Regions from separate parts of the Mus musculus genome. Here region 2 is linked to region 1. The links are chromatin loops, found by intact Hi-C in ENCODE. Cell type or tissue: left cerebral cortex. All regions are shown on one strand. Each heading gives the region's core, and the rest is flanking DNA. Links, peaks and the distances in the headings are about the cores only.

Region 1 (9,420 bases), core at 822-8,821:
ACTAACTAGAGTCATAGAGTGTTACTGGCACATGAATTAGTAATGTGTACTTACACATAAGTGTGTGTGTGTGTGCATGCACGTGTGTGCATGCACCCCCATGCATATGTAAGAGTGGGGAGGAGAGAGGGTGGCTGTATTTGCATGGAATCTTTCTAATGCAAATTTCTCAGATGATTAAGTAGATCAATTAATATTCAAATTAGAGTTCACCTAATCCCAGGTTTACAGAGTCCCCTAGGCAAATGTTCTTATTGTTACCCAAAGGCCAACTCAGTGGATGACAGATTTTTCTCCTTGTGAGTCACTTGTAAATAAAGAAGAAAGGTGTTTACATTCACCTGAGAGGCAGGTCTTTAATTTTCTTTTGCTTATATGCAGTTCCCCCGACTTTACTTGTGGGATTTGAGATTGATTCACTTCTTATTAATAAACAATCTGGTTCAGGAGAGTTTGGGGAAGTCTCATAAGGCAACTTTGAAATGCTTGTGCTGATTCCAGTTGCCTGCCCTTTGGTTAACGCGCACCCCTGTTCATAAACTCATAATACATTGCTCCGTCTTCCAAAACTGATACCATGGTAGCATACATTTTTCTATCCCAACCCAGCAACAAGTGAACCTTGACTCCTCCAAAATGTAAAGAGTGAGGAATAATGTAAAAATTAGGAAATGAAATCTTTTGTTCTACGTTTGCATGTCACATTGTCAAAATGCCAATAAGAAATTAACTAAAAGTCACCTTAATTTTCGGAAGCCATTGAATTATAAATTTGGACACTTGAAGAAAAGTTAACTCTTAAATAGGTCTGCTAACTAAGAATTCCAAGTTTAATGTTTAAGTGTTCTTGTTCACTTCAGTTCTAGGCTCTCCACATTTATCCAATGACTTCATAGAGAAATCGAACCCCGATGGATACAGATCCAAGGTTGAAACGGCACCCGTGGGAGGCCCAGGCAGAGCTAAGCAGACATGAGCACTGGCTTCTCCTCAAATCTCAGCTGCTCACTTTTTCCCTGGCTGAGATGAACGAGGAAGGGAAGCCTTTTAATATGGATCTTCCGGTGACACTCTGTACCACATTGCAAGCGAGCAAACAAACATCCGCAGCTCACAGCCCAATTATTCATATTAATAAACTGCAAAAAGATGTGCAGGCAAGGCATAGGGAAGACAAACTGGGTTAGGCCAGCATGAAGCTCTGCCCAACTCAAGGGAAGAGCTTGTGTGCTTCGCATCGCAACAGTGACCTCTAGTGCTCCCTCTCTGATGAACCCCTGCAGCTGCAGAAGGAATTACACCTTTGCCACAGAACTTCAACTGAGCGGGTAGGTGGGTTCAGGTCTGCTGTGTATCATCCTTGTTTGTTTATTTGCTACAGCGCTTGTCAAGGCCATCACCCACAGGACCCTCTAAGATTTTGGCTAGGTGAAACTATACATATTTTACTGATTTAATGGGATTCCCACACATTCGATTTGAAATTGAATGGGAAGCACAGTCCAGCCTAGGAGTGAAGTTCTCTCCTTTGCCTTTGCAGAGTGGCAGGTAAATTCTGACATTAAATGAGCTCCTGAAAAATCATCAGTGGGTGGACACGAGCTCGTGGCAGTGAGTTCCCTGTGCCTTTCCCTCGTGAGGACTCTACAGTTAAGGCAAAAGAGGGTCTATGGCAAAGAGAGTTACCAATGTCTTGTCTCTCAAACCTAAAGCTGTCAGTAAGGCAGGTCCCATCCATTCCTGAGCAGGACTTATAACCCTTTCTTGTAAAGCAGAGAAAGAAATAGAAAGTTGTGTGTTTGCTTGGCTGTTTTTATCATACATAAAAAGAGGAAATTCTTCTATCTAAAGAATCTAAACCAAATATAAACTTTTAAAACTTTTCCTATTTCCAATGGCAAGCTGACGAAAGAGTTGGGCCAGGGTATTTTGGATGATATTTAAATTAAGCAACGAGACCATAACAAATGTTCCTCGAATCAATGAACTCAGCACTAAGACAATCAATCACAAATACATGAAGTTGAAAATTCAACCACTAGAGAACACTACTTAAGCGGGTGGTGGGGGAGGGGGAAGTCACCTGCACATTTCCCTTTAAGGGAGATGTAGGGATGGGTACCCATCCAGGAGTGCTCTTCTGCCTGAGGACACAGCTCTCCAGTGCTGAGCTGTGCCTCCACCAGTTCTGCCTGCCCCTGCCCGCGAAGTCTGCAGTATGTCTCAGCTATTAGCCTGCACCATTTCAGAGATGCAGCCAGCCACTGCTAAATCGCAAACTTCAGAAATCTCAGCTAATGCAGCAGAATATCAAGTCTGCGGGTTGTTTTCCTGGTAGACAAATAATCCCAATGAAATTTAATGACCTCAAGACAGGCGCAATGGAAGACGTTCCCGGGCTGGTCCCCCGATTAAGATGCTAATTTAATGTTTTACTAGAAGTTGAGTCTTCTCAATGAATATTCAAAGAGAGTGAAATTCTGCTAGTAAAAAAAAAAAAATCCAAATAACATATTGCATATTTTGACCAGACCAAGAGGAACCCGATCATATTTGCACAATTTCCCTGTAGTGCTTTTCCTAGCCCCGCAGCGATTCCAGTTGAAAAGATTAATCGTGAAAACAACAGAATCAAAGTTTTGCGCGGAGCCCCCCTGCAAGTTTTAAATCATTTGCTGTGTACTTACATGAATTCCCAGCTTCCACTCTGTTCCAATTTTGAGTAGACAACAGAAGTAACATCTTGAGAACAGCTCCAGCGACAGATCCCATATTCATAATTTTTGAGCTCCCCAAAATATCTCGAGTGGCTCTCAGAGCGCTGGAGACAGGTTCTCCTCAGTCCTTCACCCAGCACTGACTGGGTCTTCAGTATCTCTAGCTCTCTGGATCTCTTTCCTCCCCCTCCCTCCTCTCACGCGCGCGCTCTCTCCTCCTCCTCTCCCTCCTCCCTCCTCCCTTGCTCCTCCTTCCTTCTCTCTCTCCCTCTCCTCTCTCTCTTTCTCTCTCTCTTTCTTCCCCACCCTCCTTCTCCCCTGCCCTCAGTACTGGTTCCTCACAGAAAAGCAACCAGCTTCTGTCCTAACAAGCTTACACACTGCTGCCGAGGCCACGCCCACTCCTCGCACCGGTCTTAGAAATTTGCCCCAGCATCCTTCCTCCTCCAAAAAGCACAGCAGCAGCCAGCAGCTTTCTGAGCTCCGCAGCGGCTGCAGGTGATGGAAGCTGGACCTGGAGGCGCTGCCCGCTGCCCGCTGCTCCTGGCCTCCTCGGGGCTCCCTCCCCTCCCCTCTATTCTCCAATAAGCTTTAACCCATTTTGTGCCCTGCCACCCTTTGGGGTGAGGAAAGCAGCCAGGCAAGGAAGCCTTCTGATTTTCCGCAGGTCTTGTATTTGGCAGTACCAACCAACATAGTGAGCTATTTCCTGATTGCCCGGGAGTGTATCCAGGTAAAACTGCATTATGTTTCAAAACAAAAGCATAAAATAAGACAGAAATAACGAAGCAAGCGTTGGTGAATTGTAGCTAAAACTGTCCTCCGGGAAAACGCGTGCTGTTTTTCTCTGTTTCTATAAAACTATTGCCTTGTGCTCCGGTGCCAGGATTTTATTACGGAAATTCCTCACATGGGAACAGACATTCCTGCTTGGCAGATATTTAAAAATCATCTGATAATAGTCTGCGAGAAATTAACATTTCTTATTTTAGTTGGTGCTTCAGGAATACAAATCCACCCATGAAGAGTTCTCTGAGTAGACTGAGTTTTATGAAAGCATCCTTCTGGAAATAGGCAGCATTCCATAATCATGTTTCTTAATAGTAATTCCCAGAGGGCCCAAAATGGAAAATTATGGAATACTGAAAAAGGGAACCCCCTCCCATATGTGTGTGCGTGCACACACACGTGAGTGCACACACAGGTACACACTCACGCGCACACATTCACACACTGACAGGAATACATACTCACTTATACACACTCACAGGCACACATGCATGCACATATACATGTGCACACACATGCATACACTCACACACATATGCACACACTTATACATACTCACAGACATACAAATGGGTGCAACACACACTCAGAAAATCAACAACTACAGAGAATATTCTTCCAGTGGCCACTCCCTGGGCACTATTGCTTGTGTAGAATATTAAAGCACTCAAATGATAAAGTTAAGACCCCATACAGAGCGGCACATCACATGGTGTCAGAGAGGGTAAATCATCTCTTTAAAATAAATGTCAAGACGTCTTCCTGCTGATTTCCTGGGCGTCATCAAGGCAGGAATCCAGGAGCTCTCAAGCAACATCTTGGTGTTTGGAACCAGAGGCAGCCTTGCTGGGCTATGAAAAAGGGGGTGGGGTGAGAGAACCATCCATAAACAAAGCATAATTATTTAGCTCTTGACTTCAAACAAAGCCAAATGGATAGTTTTGTTTTTCCTATTTTGCAGGTGGAAAACCAAGAACAGAGAAGAGAATGATGTGCAGGATCATTGAGTTAGGAAGGAAAGAGGAAGCTAGACTGAGTTTTGTTTTTGTTTTGTTTGTTTTGTTTTGTTTTTTGGGGGGCTAGGGGGGCTCTGATTCTACCAATTTCATCCTCAGCCTTGCTGCCCCCATATCAGGGTTCACAGTACCCAGACTAACTCCTGCAACAACAACAAAAAAAAAACCCAGTCCTTCAAACCAGCATCAGTGAAAAGAAAGGTAAGGTCTAGATGTTTGCTGTGCTCCTACACCTAAATGCCTGGCTTTTGCTTTCTGGTCATAAAATATCAAGGAAAAACAGCTATGCATTAACGATCTATATTAGTAAGTATTGGGGGGCAGTGATTTCATTGCACACAAGCTATCTGCCACCTATTATCTAATTAAATTCTCAAATCAATATTTTGAAGGAAATGTGCTGTGCCTACAGAAGGGAGAGACTGGACCTTCTAGCCCTCAGTGAGACTGAGCCCTCAGTGAGACTGAGCTGTCCAGGGTACTAAAAAAAAGAAAGATGGAAAAACGTGAGTACAAAGGAAACATTGGGGAATGTAGTACAGTTGATAAAGTACTTACCTAGAAGGCACAGAGTCCTAGGTTTGACCACCCACACTATATAAACTATGTATGGTGGTACATGCCTGTAATCCCAGCAGTTGGGAGATTGAGATAGAAGGATGAGAAAGTCAAGATCACCCTCAGCCACATAGCAACTTTGAAGTGATTCTAGGCTATTTAAGACTGTCTCAACAAGGAGGAAAGGAAGGAAGGAAGGAAGGAAGGAAGGAAGGAAGGAAGGGAGGGAGGGAGGGAGGGAGGGAGGGAGGGAGGGAGGGAGGGAGGGAGGAAGGAAGGAAGGAAGGAAGGAAGGAAGGAAGGGATATGGACTTGACATTCTGGTCTATAGGCCTATAAAATTGTTGCCTTGGCTTTCCAGAAGGAAGTATTATCATCCTATTAAGCTTATCATGGTTTGCAGAAAACAAATGAGGAAATTTAAAGATTAGTATTGGATGAAAATAGGAATACACACACACACATATTATATATATACACACATATATAATTGAAAACTTAAGTCAACCTGAGCCTGACAGCACAGGCCCAGACCCCAATCATTCCAGAGGCTAAAGTAGGAGGACTTCAAATTCAAGGTCTCCCCCAGGCAATAAAACAAGTTTAAAGCCAGTCTGGCTGACTCAGTAAGACCTTATCTCAAAAATAAAAGGTGGAGAGGCTGGAGTAATGGCTCAGTGGTTAAGAGTACTTCCTGCTCTTGAAAAAGACCTGAGTTCAGTTTCCAGCACACACTTGGAAGCTCACAACCATGCCTAAGCCCAGTTCTAGGAAAGCTGATGCCCTCTTATAATGGTATCTGTGGATTCTGCACGCAATTGGTGCATATACATCTATGCAAGCAAAATGTGCATATACGTAAAACAAAAATAAATAAATCTTTAAAAAAATGAATAGCAAGATGGCTAGTGAGTAAGAGCATTTGCCTCTTCCAAGCCTGGTGACTTAAATTCAGTCCTCAGATCCCAAATGGTAGAAGGAGGGAATTAACTTCACAAGTTGTCCAATTGTCGTCTGACCTGTAAACATGTGCTGTGGCTTTTGCACACATATTCATATAACACACACACACACAGAGACAGAGACAGAGAGACAGAGACAGAGACAGACAGAGACAGAGACAGAGTAAATAAATAAGTATAAAATGTTCTTTCAGAAAATAAAATATACACTAAAAATAAAATCTGGGTATGTAGCTCAGTGCCTAGCAAGCAGGAGGCCCTAGGTTCAGTTCTCAGTGTGAAATATCTTAGGTGCTATTCAAGAGAGACCTTTCACACTGATAGACCAATTTCTTGAAAGCTTGTGCAGATTGGAAAGCACTGTCATTTCGAGTCCCTGTAAAGCCCTTTACTGTCTATTGACCACGGAAGGAGAGAGCTTATACATGGGAAATAGAGAAACCTAAATGTGAATGTATCTCCCACTACCATTTTGATGAAATATCTTGATGGCATTAGTTTTTGGTTTCCTTATTGGCAAAAGCAAAAGGAAAACACACACACACACACACACACACACACACACACACACACACACACACATATATATATATGAAATCATTGGTGTGCTTTCCTTGAGGGGCTGGGAAGGTCCACAACGGTGTCCTATGGAAAGACAGAGAATGTGGTAGCTGCCCAGTCCATAAAGCTGGACACCTTGGGCCCAGCTCTGGGGGCCTGGAGAGCTGCTTGTATTAAGTCACACAGAAAGGCTACAGCAGCTGGAGTCTGATGGCCAGTGAACAAAAGAAGCATCACTCAGTCAGAGTGGACTGAGTCCTGCTGGTAGACACGCACCCACTTCTCCAACAACACCCCATCACTCAGAGCACCAGTCCACTAGGTATTGCCTCCCACACTCAGGGCAAGCCTTTTTCTCCCAGTCATAGCCCCACACATTAGTTCTTTTAGGAAGGAGCTCCATAGACATGCAGAGATGCATTTCATGGGTCTTTGACATCTGCTAGTCCAGATGTCAACCATCCCAATGGTTCAGTTGTGTTTAATATCACCTACACTCACATCGTCATCCAACAGGTCTCTCAAGAGTGTGTTCATCTTGCAGAGCCAAACTTCTGTAGTCATCAAATACCAATCCCTCCACTCGCTAGCCCTTAGTAATCATCTTTCTGTTCTATGTTGAGTTACAGAGATAGTTCAAATATACAGAATCACAGGATGTGCCCTTCATAATGTCTCAGAGTTCATCACATTGTACCAAGTGACAAATGTCCTTTAAAAAAAAAAACATGATATTCCATTGTGCATATAAGCCACATTTTCTTTCTTCCTTTATGGGGCAATGCGCGTTACAATGCTTCTATGTTTTGGCTATTGTGAATAATGCTGAAATGAAAGAATACTTGCAAGTATCTCTTCGACATCCTTTGAAATATATAACCAGAAGTATAATTGATGGATGGCATGTAAATTCTGCTTTTGATTTTTGTGTGTGCATGTGTGTGTGTGTGTGTGTGTGTGTGTGTGTGTGTGCAGTTGTATGTGTCTGTATGTCTCTCTTGGTGTCTGTATGTCTCTTTGTGTGTGTAGGTTTGTGAGTGTGTGTAGGTGTGTCTTTATGTCTCTCTGTGTATGTAGGAGTGTGTGTGTGTATATGTGTGTGTGTCTGTGTGTCTGTGTGTGTGTGTGTGTGTGCCTGTGTGTATGTGCAGGTGTTTTAGTGTTTGTGGAGGCCTGATGTTGAGGTTATGTGTCTTCCTCAATTGCTTTCCACCTTTCTTTTTTTGAGGTAAGGTACCTTACGGAACCTAGAGCTCACTGACTTGACAGAGCTATCTATCAAACTCCAATATTTCCCTGTCCCCACCTTCCCAATGCTAAGATTACAGGCATGCCCCACTGTGTCTGGTTCTTGACATAAGTGCTATTGATCCAGACTCAGGTCTTCATGCCTGGACAGCAGGCACTTTATCAACTCGGCCATCTCCAGCCTCTCTATTTGTTTAAGGAACTTCTACACTGCTGATAAGTATTCTGATCTCCTAATGTATGCTCCCTTGTCTATGAATAGCGGCTTCCTCTTTATTCTAGTCACTGTCCTTGTCCATGACTTGTTAACAGTCTTATTATGCCACTGGTTTGGCTCATTGTTCTTGGATAACACTAGTTGAGGTTCCTGACTTTGCATGTATACTTTTCACCTCAGATTTAGGAGACCTGGGGCCCATTATTTTATCCGATATTCTCTTTCTCCCTTTTCATTCCGAAGCCCTGTGATCTGTTTTCTCTGCCTTGACTTTTCTGTACCCTTTGGTTTTTTCTTACAGCTTTCTAGCATGAGTGTTTGGGGTGCCCTGCCTTCAAGTGTGTTCATTCTGTCCTCCTCTGTCAGTCACCCCGGCCCTACAGCTCTGGATCTTCTACTTCCGGGTCTCTTCTCCGCAGCTCGTCTCTCGTTCCCACCATCAGTCACCTCCCACTGTTTTCCCTGTTTGATTTTTCTCTCCTGACTCTCTGAATTCACTGAACAGCCTTGTGAAGATTATTTTAAATCATTTGTGTAGCAATTCCTGTGTTTTGCATGGTATTGGGGTTTTTGTTTGTTTTTGTTTTGTTTTGTTTTAATGTTAGTTTCTGGAGTTTGGTTCTGTTGTTTTGATGGGAGTGTGTTTTCCTGTTATGTCTCGCTGTCTTCTGTTGGGGACATGGGTATTTAAAAGTCAGCCACGTCTACAGTCGCATGATTTTGTTTCATACAGAAACGTTTCGCTAGTCAGTCATCAGCGCTACAGACTGGGAGCAGCTCAAGCCTTTCATGAGAGTTCTTCCTTTGGGGGTTTGTGTGTGTCATCTCATTAGAGGAGTTTGCCAGCTCCTACATCGGCAGTCCTCCCGTAGACACGCTGCAGTGTAATAGACAGACTCTGATATTATGGTAAGTGGATCAGCTCCCTTCTCATTGCCTCTCACCTGGTTCTTCTTGGGGTTTAGATTCAGAAAAGACAGAAACTTCCCCCAGAGAGTGATTGGGAGGTAAGAATTTCCTCCTGATCGCACTGCACTGCACTCAGAGAAGGGCTCTGATGAGTGAGATTCGTTTCCATTCAGAGGGCTTCACTCTTTCCCAGGCTGCGGGAGCCTCTTACCTGGTTTTTAGAATTTTCATCAGACAAACTGGGAATGTATCATGATTAAGTTGATACGTCTGAGGGAGGGAGGGAGTCTGAGGCTTTCTATTTTACCATCTCGCCAATGTTATTTCTCAAAATTGATAGTTTGTTTTTGATTAATTAAAAAATATAACACAAACAATAATTTTTGGCCAAAAGACCCCTCTCAAATCTACGTATAGTGCTTACAAACATTGTTTCCCCGCCT
Region 2 (9,420 bases), core at 463-8,462, 500 kb after region 1:
AAAACGTGGAGACATTCTCTGGCCCCCTCGTCTATGAGTGTCAACATGGTCAACATGGAAATGGTGGCATCTTACCTCAGGAAAAAAGAAGTAACCACCCTTCCCAGGATTCTGTCAAGGTCAAATCTAGGATGGAGTAGTAGACTCTACTAGCCTAGCATGTGTGAAGCCCTGGGTTTGACCCCCAGTACCACCGCATACATATATACATACATACATACATACATACATACATACAAATATAAATAAATGCCAGGCAGTGGTGGTGCATGCATTTAATCCCAGCACTTGGGAGGCAGAGGCAGGCAGATTTCTGAGTTCGAGGCCAGCCTGGTCTACAGAGTGAGTTCCAGGACAGCCAGGGCTACACAGAGAAACCATCTCAAAAAAAAAAAAAAAAAGTACACACACACACATATATAATCAATTATTGTGATGGAAACAGAAAAGAGCAGGAAAAGAACACCACAAAAAAGAACGGCTCCAAAGTGAACTTCCCTTGTGTCCATCTACAGACGGAATAATGGATTCTTCTCAGGCTGGGGTGAGGGCTCACAGTCCTAAAGCGCTTGCCCACAGTCCTAAAGAGCTTACCCACAAGCACAAGGACCTGACTTTGGTCCCACCATCCACACAAAAAGCTATGCATGGTGGCAATTCAGAGACAGGTTAATCCGTGGGGCTGGTTAGCTAGCTAACCTTCTTGGCAAGCCCCTACTCCCCCTGGGAGATGCTGTCTCAAGGAGCAATGTGGAGAGATTCTGAGGAATGGTACAAGGTTGACCTTTGGCCTATACGTTCACATACACAATTAATTGGTTAAAATATTTTAAGCAAAAACAAAAAGCGGGGGCTAAAATTGAGTGTGGTGGCGCGCCCCTGTGATAACAGTACTTGAGAAGGTGTAGTGGGGTCACCCCGAAGTCTAAGGTAATTTAGCTACATAGTTCAAATCTGAATACACACATACCCACATACACACACACACAACACACACACACACGCGCACACACTGGCTACACAGTGAGTTCAAAGCTGAATTATGTGAGACTCCATCTCAGCCTCCACCCTTTCAGTCTCCCACACATATACATACACACACACTTACACACACACATTCCAATGAAGAGGGCTGGAGATATAGCTCAGTGGCAGTGTTTGCCTAGTGGACATAAGGTATTAATCATAAGGTTTACTACTGAGACCATGAAAGAAAAGAGAAAAGATGGAAAGTGACCGTGGATGGCCTGTATTTTAACCTACATAAAGTTAGGCTGATATCCAGTAAATGGCGATGCCGCGATTTGAGCCCAGGTTTGCCTGACTCCACTGGCCTTCATCTTTGTGATTCACGAGCAGATCTGTGGTCTTTCATTTAAGGCGAAATGCTCTGCTCGGTGCTCAGGGACTTGGCAGCACCGGGCACTTCCGCCCAGGCTTCACACGTTTTTTTCTCCCTAGACTTAGCACCGACTGTGTCCCTCCCTCTAACCAGACTTCTATCCAAATTGGATTTCTTGCTTTTGCCAAGCCGTTTGTTCCCACGCTTTCTTTGGTCTAAAGGGATCCAAAACAACTTCCTTTATTACAGTCTTATTAATCTACTGCTGAATGGAGATAAATCACTACCACCGATGACAGTGCGCATGCTCGTCCTGCATGCCCTGCGTAAGGACGTTCAAAGAAACTGGGTTAGGGTTGTTGTCAAAACAGAGATTGCTCAGCACTTACTGCTCTCCCAAAACCAGGTCAGGTGGCTCACAACCACTTGCAACTCTAGCTCCAGGGTTTCTCACACTGTCTTCTGGCCTCTAAGGCCATCCGCGCACATGTGGCATGCATTCACACAGACATACCCGTAAATGAAAATACATGTATTTTTAAGAAGGCTGATGCAGGAGGATTGGCATGAGTTCAAAGCCAGCAAGGCAAGCACAAGCTATACAGCAAGATCCCATAGCAAAAGAAAGATAAAAAGGAAAGAGGGGCTAGCTAGAAGGTTCAGTGGGCATTCCTGCAAAATCATGAGGACCCGAGTTCACATCCCCTGCACCTACGGTAAAAATCAAGGCATCACCATCCAGGTCCGTGACCCCAGCACCGGAAAGCAGAAACAGGGGGAACCAGAGATCTCACTGGCCAGCTACGCTAGCTCAAATGAGCCAGGTTCCACGAGGGAGCCTCTCTCAAAAAGTTCAAGAAGAGAACAATAGCGGGCAGTAGAGGAATAAACCCAGCACGGACTTCCGGACCTCCGACCTCCGACCTTCACACCTGCCTACACCGGCAAGCACATGCAGACACCACACACAAATAAATGGAAAGGAAGGAAGAAGGAAACGTGAGGGAGCTACCCAGGGAAAGTAAGCCTAGAGACAAAGACACGAGCAGCAGTACACGATGCTCCAAGCACATACATTTTGTTCTCTCTCTAAACGGAGAAAACTTCTATTTTTGTTTTGCTTTTTGAGACAGGGTCTGGCGAAGCTCAGGCTGGCCTCAAACTTGCATTTGCTGTGAACCAAACTATGGTCTTGAGCTTAGGATGCCTCCCCCCACAGCCTCCCCTCCCATGTGTTAGGATTACAAGTCCTATGCCTAGCATATACAGTGATGCTTTCATTTAAAAAGTAAAACAAGGGGCTGGAGAAATGGCTCAGAAGAACGACTCATAAGAACGACTGCCCTTCAGAAGGTCGTAAGTTCAAATCCCAGCAACCACATGATGGTTCACAACCATCCATAATGAGGTCTGATACCCTCTTCTGGGATGTCTGAAGACAGCTACACTGTACTTACATGTAATAAATAAAATTTAAAAAAAAAAAAACTTAAAAAAAAAAAGTAAAACACTTTCGAAAAAAAATGACTAATTGTAAGATCTGGGGTATGGGATACATTAAAAACTAGATGATATGCTACCACACCTGAAGCAGACAGATCGCTTTTTCTTTTTTAAAATTTATTTATTTGTTGGTTTTGTTTGTTTGTTTTATACCCGACCATGGGTTCCCCTCCTTCTCTTAAGGCTCCCAGGATACTACCAAAAGGGACAACTTGAAGAGGCTCCAACTGACCAAAGCATTGATAAGAATAATAACTTCAAAGAATGTACTCTCATCAAACATATTTTTAAATTTTTTAAATGTGACTGAAATAGAAAAATAAAAGCCTTCGTTAGCAGCCAGTGAAGTGGCAAGGGAATCCACGTGTTTTTATGGAAGCAGGGAGATAAGCAGAGGAGTCAAATATTCGACCTGCTTTCTACACAACAGCTATACTACAAGGTGACCAAATATTTGATAAAGAAAAATTTCTTTTCATGGGAGAGGGAACATATGCCAAGTCCCAGGGAAGGTGGGCAACAGCTATAAATGGTTCCTAACATTCCAAAAGAGGCAGACGTCTTGTAGTCATGATGAAAATGCCCAACACCGCTTATGAAGCACTCTTGCCAAGAAAGAGGCTCAGTCAAGTCATGCTTCCGAATATAATTACCCATATCCTAGGAATAGAGTCGGCAGGGGAGCAAACTGCATGACATCAAGAGAGAAATCCAAAGCGTGGGAACTTGTTCGGAACAATTAGCCTGCTTTTCCTGGGAGTGACTGCCCCACACCTCAGGTGTGTGTGCCATCTCGTAATCAGATCGGAGGTGTGTGCTTTGTCCTGCTTCTCAGAGACCCCTTCTAGGATGTTGTTCCAGGTGTCTCTCGTGGCAGCTGGCCTGAAGACCTTGACTTTACAGCCTTGTCCCCTCCCTTGTCCAAATGGTTCCTCTACTTTCCCTTCATTGTCCCCATGGCTTGCCAAGTTCCTGTCTGGGGGTCTGCTTTGGGAAGAATCCAAACTAAATTTATATCCTATGGATGATAAGTGAACTTTCACTAAAATAAATTCACTTTAAAATGATACTGTGAGACTATCAAAATGGTTTAGCAGGCCAAGATGTTTGCTGCCAAGTCTGAAGATATGAGTTTGACTCTTGGAAACCCCAAGGTTGAAAAAAAAAAAACAATTCTTAAAAGTTGTCATCTGAGCTGGGCAGTGGTGGCACATACCTTTCAACCAAGCACTTGGGGAGTAGACCCAGACAGATCTCTGTATCTACGGAGCAAGTTTCAGGATAATCAGGGCTACACAGAGAAACACTGTCTCAAAAAAAAAAAAAGTTATCAACTGACCCACCACACAATGGACCCTGGCAAACACATAGTCTTTGTAATCAATGTATTGCTATGAGGAGACACCATGACCAAGTCAACTTATAAGAGAAAGCATTTAATTTGGGGCTTACTTACAGTTCCAGAGGGTTAGTCCATGAGGAGAATTGGAAGCATGGAGGTAGGCAGGCATAGTGCCGAAGCAGTAGCTGAGAGCTTATATACATATTCTCTGAAAGGCAGAGGTAGAAACAAAGACTGGGCCTGCTTTGTATGGGCTTTCGAAGCCTCAAAGCCCACCCCTTCCCCCGTGACCAACTTTCTCCAACAAAGCCACACCTACTCCAACAAGGCCACACTTCCTTTTTTTTGTTTGTTTGGGTTTTTTTGGTTTTTTTGGTTTTTTTTTTTTTTTTTTTTTTTTTTGGTTTTGTCGAGACAGGGTTTCTCTGTGTAGCTCTGGCTGTCCTAGAACTCACTCTGTAGACCAGGCTGGCCTCGAACTCAGAAATCCACCTGCCTCTGCCTCCCAAGTGCTGGGATTAAAGGCATGTATCACCACGCCTGACTTAAGGCCACACTTAAGGCCACACTTCCTACTTCTTCCCAAAATAGTTCTACCAACTAAAGGACCAGGCATGCAAATATATGAGTCTATGAGGGCTATTCTGATACAAATAAGAGCCAGCCATGGTGGCACAGGAGTTTAATTCCCGCATTGGGGAAGCAGAGGCAGGAAGATCTCTGATTACAGGGCCAGCCTGGTCTACAACAGGAGTTCAAAAACAGCACAGAGAAACCCTGTCTCAAAACAATAACAACGGGGCTGGAGAGATGGCTCAGTGGTTAAGAGCACTGACTGCTCTTCCAGAGGTCCTGAGTTCAATTCCCATAAAGCACATGGTGGCTCACAACCATCTATAGCAGGGTCTGATGCCCTCTTCTGGTGTGTCAGCAGACAGCAACAATGTACTCATATACATTAAATAAATAAATAAATAAATAAATAAATAAATAAATCTAAAAACAAAGACAAAAAAACAAAGATCTGGGGAAGACTGGGAAGAGTGTAGGGAGTGGAAACTGTGGTCAAGATGTAAAGTACGAGAGACGAATAAAAGAAGAAAGGGATATACTAGTATCTCATGACCATTCACCATGTAATGTATGTGTATGTAACTCAATAGTCATGCTTGCTCTATTCTAGCTTATATTTAGACAGAGAAATTAGGTAATGTGGGTCTGGCGATGTAGCTGAGTTGGTGGAGCACTTCCCTAGCACGCACAAGGCCCTAGGTTCGATCCCCAACACCAACTAAGGTCGAGCATGGTGGTGCATGCCTGAAATCCCAACGCTTGGGAAGTGGAAGCAGGCATCCTCAGCTACCCCTCAAGTCCAGGCTAGCCTGGGCTCCATGCTACCTTGTCTCAAAGAGAAAAGAATTTAAACAGGTTGGCCGAGATCACACAGCCAGTAAGAGATAAAAATGATAATTGTGGTTTTTGAATTTTTTTTTAATGTTGATTCTGTTACTTCTGGGGAGAGTTTGTGGGAGAGTGTCTGCTTGCTATAATATCTTCACTTGGAAAAATAATGCATGCTCATGGGCCCTCATTTAAAAATATATATAGAAATGCCTAGAAACCCCTGCTTTGCTACACTTTCTGAAAAGAAATTGGAAGAGATAAACAGGATTGTCCTTTTATTCCATTCCTTCTCCGATAACAGGGGTGCTCTTTTTTTTTTTTTAATTTCTTCTTCAAGAAAAGAAATATTTTGAGTACAGAATTGAGAGGAAACGCACTCTGGATGGATAATCGCGTCACTCCAGTCTTCCTACCCACAGAGAAGAAAGCCTTCCTGAAGTTTAAGATGTCACCTCTCACAGAGCACATCGGCAGCTCAGAGATCAGAAACCACACATAGCCAGATCACCAGAGAGTGCGGAGCGGCAACATGAAGCTGGCTTTGAGATCGGTGAGAGGCTGTTCCCGTCAAAGGACATCCTTTGTTAAAATAGAAACATCAAGGATATAAATACGAACAATCCTTGGGACGATTCTTTTGTAACATGTACCTGAAGAGGTAAACGCTGTTGCAGATGCTTCCTGGCCCTCAGACATTTCGATGCTGGACACCACTGAACCAAAATGACTCATTCTTAGAAGCAGTTGCCGTCTGGTTTAAGAATATCCCAGAAGAGTATGCAAGTGAGCCGGGATTCTCTATTTATAAAACGTATCAGACCACTTAGGCGGGTGTTTATCGAAATGTAAGTTATGTTTACATCCAAATTTGGAATTTCAATTCAACCATTGACACAAATACATAAATGTGTGCATACAATTTTTTTTATTATTCAATCAAGGTTCTTCTTCTTTAGAGAAGGCTCTTATAGCCTACCCTAGCCTCAGACTCACTGTGTAGGCCAAGGATGGCCTTGAATTCCTCACTCTCCTGCCTCCACTTCCCAGATAACTGAGTTTACAAGTGTGCACCACCACACACAATTGCAACCAATATACTCAACAGCGGAATGAGAGAGAGGTAAAGAAGTGAGGTTTAGCAAAATGGAGGACAAGCAATCACCCTTACACACTGCCTTAGTTCCTCCTCTTGTTGTAGCTGCAAAACATCTAACAAAAGCAACTTAAGGATAGGAGGGTTTGTTTGAGCTTTTATTTTGAGGGTGCAATTTATCAAGGAAAAGAACTCGTGGCAGTGGGAACATGAGCCAGCGGGTGGCACTAATCCCACACCAGGGAGCAGAGAGGCAGAGATGCAGAGAAATTGGGATGCAGAGAGACAGGGATGCAGAGAAACTGGGATGCAGAGAGACAGGGATGCGGAGAAACTGGAATACTGCATCTCAGAACACATTCTGCTTTTTTAGACAGCCCAGAACTCTCTTCCCACAAAGCAGCCCAGGACCCCACCCCTAGAGCAGTCCAGGACCCCAGCCCATAGAGGGGCTCTAGATTCTAGGTCATAGAACTGTGCAGCCCACAGTTAGTATCTAAAAACCGTTACTGTCCTGCCCACAAGTTTGTCTGTCTCCTAGGTGAGTCTAGATTGTGTTGAGTTGGCAATATTATTAACCATAACAAATGAAAAGCCCAATTCAAACCACATGGTTAGTATAAGCCTTGCTTTTTCAGACTGTGTCTCAGTATATATCCCTCCTGGGCCTGGAACTCACTCTACATACCCACAGTAGTGAAAGGCTGAGGTAAAGAGGTAGGGATGTGGCTTTATGGCTAAGACCACTGACTTAAGACCACTTTCCAAGGTCTGATCCAGGCACCCACATTGCAGCTGACAACTATTTGTAACTCTAGTCCCTGGGGATCTGATGCCGTCTTCTGGCCTTTGTGGGAACTACACACATACAAATACACACACACACACACACACACACACACACACACACACACACACACACTCGGTGCACAGACATACATATAGGCAAAAACATCCATACACATTGTGATAGTTTGTATATGCTTGGGCCAGGGAGTAGGCACTGTTAAGAGGGGTGGCCTATTGGAGTGGACATGTCACTGGGTGTGGCTTTAATACCCTAGTCCTCGTTGCCTGGAAGTCAGTCTTCCACTAGCAGCTTTCAGATGAAGTTGTAAAACTCAGCTCCTCCTGCACCATGCCTGTCTGGATGCTGCCCTGCTCCCGCCTTTATGTTGATGGACTGAACCTCTGAACCTGTAAGCCAGCCCAATTAAATGTTGTCCTTTATAAGAATTGCCTTGGTCATGGTGTCTGTTTACAGCAGTAAAACCCTAACTAAGACACTCACAAAATAATAATAATAATAATAATAATAATAATAATAATTTTTAAGATTGAGGCAGGAGGATTTCAAGTTTGAGGCTGGCCTGAGCTTTATTGAGAGACACTGCCTCAAAAGAAAGGGTGTTAGCCCAAGTAGGTGTTTCTCAAAAGAAGACACACAAATGTTCAACAAGCATATAGGGAAATGCTCAACATCACCAATTATCTAGAGAAATAACATTGAAACCACAAATGAGATACTACCTCACACATGCTGAAATAGCTATTATCAAAAAGATAAAGTTAAATATTCGTGGTGATCATTTTTAAGTGGAGGAACTTGTGAACTCAGTTGGTAAGCGTGTGAATAAGCATGATCATGTGGAGGTTCCACAAAATAATTAAAACAGGGGCCGGAGAGATGGCTCAGCGGTTAAGAGCACTGACTGCTCTTCCAAAGGTCCTGAGTTCAAATCCCAGCAACCACATGGTGGCTCACAACCATGCGTAATGGGATCGGACGCCCTCTTCTGGTGTGTCTGAAGACAGCTACAGTATACTCACATATAATAAATAAATAAATCTCAAAAAATAAAATTAAAATAGAATGACCACAGGACCAGAGAGATGGCTCAGCACATTGGAGCATTTACTGTTCCTGCAGAGGAACCAGACTGGGTTCCTGGCATCCACATCAGGTGCTAATAACAACCACCTGTAACCCCAGGCCAGGGGATCCAATGCCTCTTTAGCACCCTTGAGCACACACACACACACACATGGTGCAGAGAAACTCACAAAAGCACAGACATGCACATAAGTAAAAATAAATAATTTTTAAAAAAAATTAGAAGGCCAGGGGCTGGAGAGATGGCTCAGCAGATAAGAGCACTGACTGCTCATCCAAAGGACCAGGGTTTAATTCCCAGCTTCCGCATGGCAGTTCACAACTGACTGTAACTCCCTCATATAGACATACAGACAAATCACCAACAAAAATAAAATTTTAAAAAATAATAGAGGGGCTGGTGAGATGGCTCAGTGGGTAAGAGCACCCGACTGCTCTTCTGAAGGTCCAGAGTTCAAATCCCAGCAACCACATGGTGGCTCACAACCATCCACAACAAGATCCTCTTCTGGAGTCTCTGAAGACAGCTACAGTGTACTTACATATATTAATAAATAAAACTTTAAAAAAAAATAATAATAGAGAGCTAGAGAGATGGCTCAGCAATTAAGAGTGTTAGCTATTATTACAGAGGACCGTGGTTTAATTACCAGCACCCACATGGCTAACAACAACCTATATAGCTCCAGTTCTAGAGGCTCCAAAGCCCTCTTCTGGACCTCCTCAGGTACTGTATACATGGCATGTGCATATATGAGTGTAGAGAAAACAGCCATACACATAAAATCAAACAAAATAAATTTTAATACAATGATCACGTGATCCAGACATCTCACTCCTGA

What was found. A loop is a pair of places that touch in the nucleus more often than their neighbours do. Peaks named below come from ENCODE experiments on the same cell type or tissue, not always from the same donor. Only the 100,000 strongest peaks of a DNase experiment are listed, where the experiment ranks them.
Region 2: a loop joins it to region 1, with 6 times the contacts of the local background. A loop is called at or near these places in 6 of 42 quality-filtered maps.

Annotation. Positions count from the first base shown.
Region 1 is chr8:112,563,493-112,572,912 of GRCm38, reverse strand. Cntnap4 (contactin associated protein-like 4) reads right to left here and starts at 2,870. Exons shown (of 24, transcript NM_130457.2): 1 at 2,688-2,870. The coding sequence starts at 2,778. It overlaps Gm26994 (predicted gene, 26994), which reads left to right and starts at 3,338. Exons shown (of 6, transcript NR_132433.1): 1 at 3,338-3,450; 2 at 4,622-4,723; 3 at 4,915-5,028; 4 at 8,802-8,977. In left cerebral cortex, for the core only: a CTCF peak has its summit at 1,257 (motif pointing left); DNase peaks (open chromatin) are centred at 2,267, 3,020, 3,533, 4,241 and 2 more places; H3K4me3 peaks cover 3,111 bases; H3K27ac peaks cover 1,331 bases.
Region 2 is chr8:112,064,499-112,073,918 of GRCm38, reverse strand. No RefSeq gene overlaps it. Among named protein-coding and RNA genes, the nearest start is that of Gm22827, 6.7 kb to the right of the region's middle. In left cerebral cortex, for the core only: no CTCF peak of the experiment used is centred there; DNase peaks (open chromatin) are centred at 2,322, 3,464, 6,210, 6,822 and 1 more place.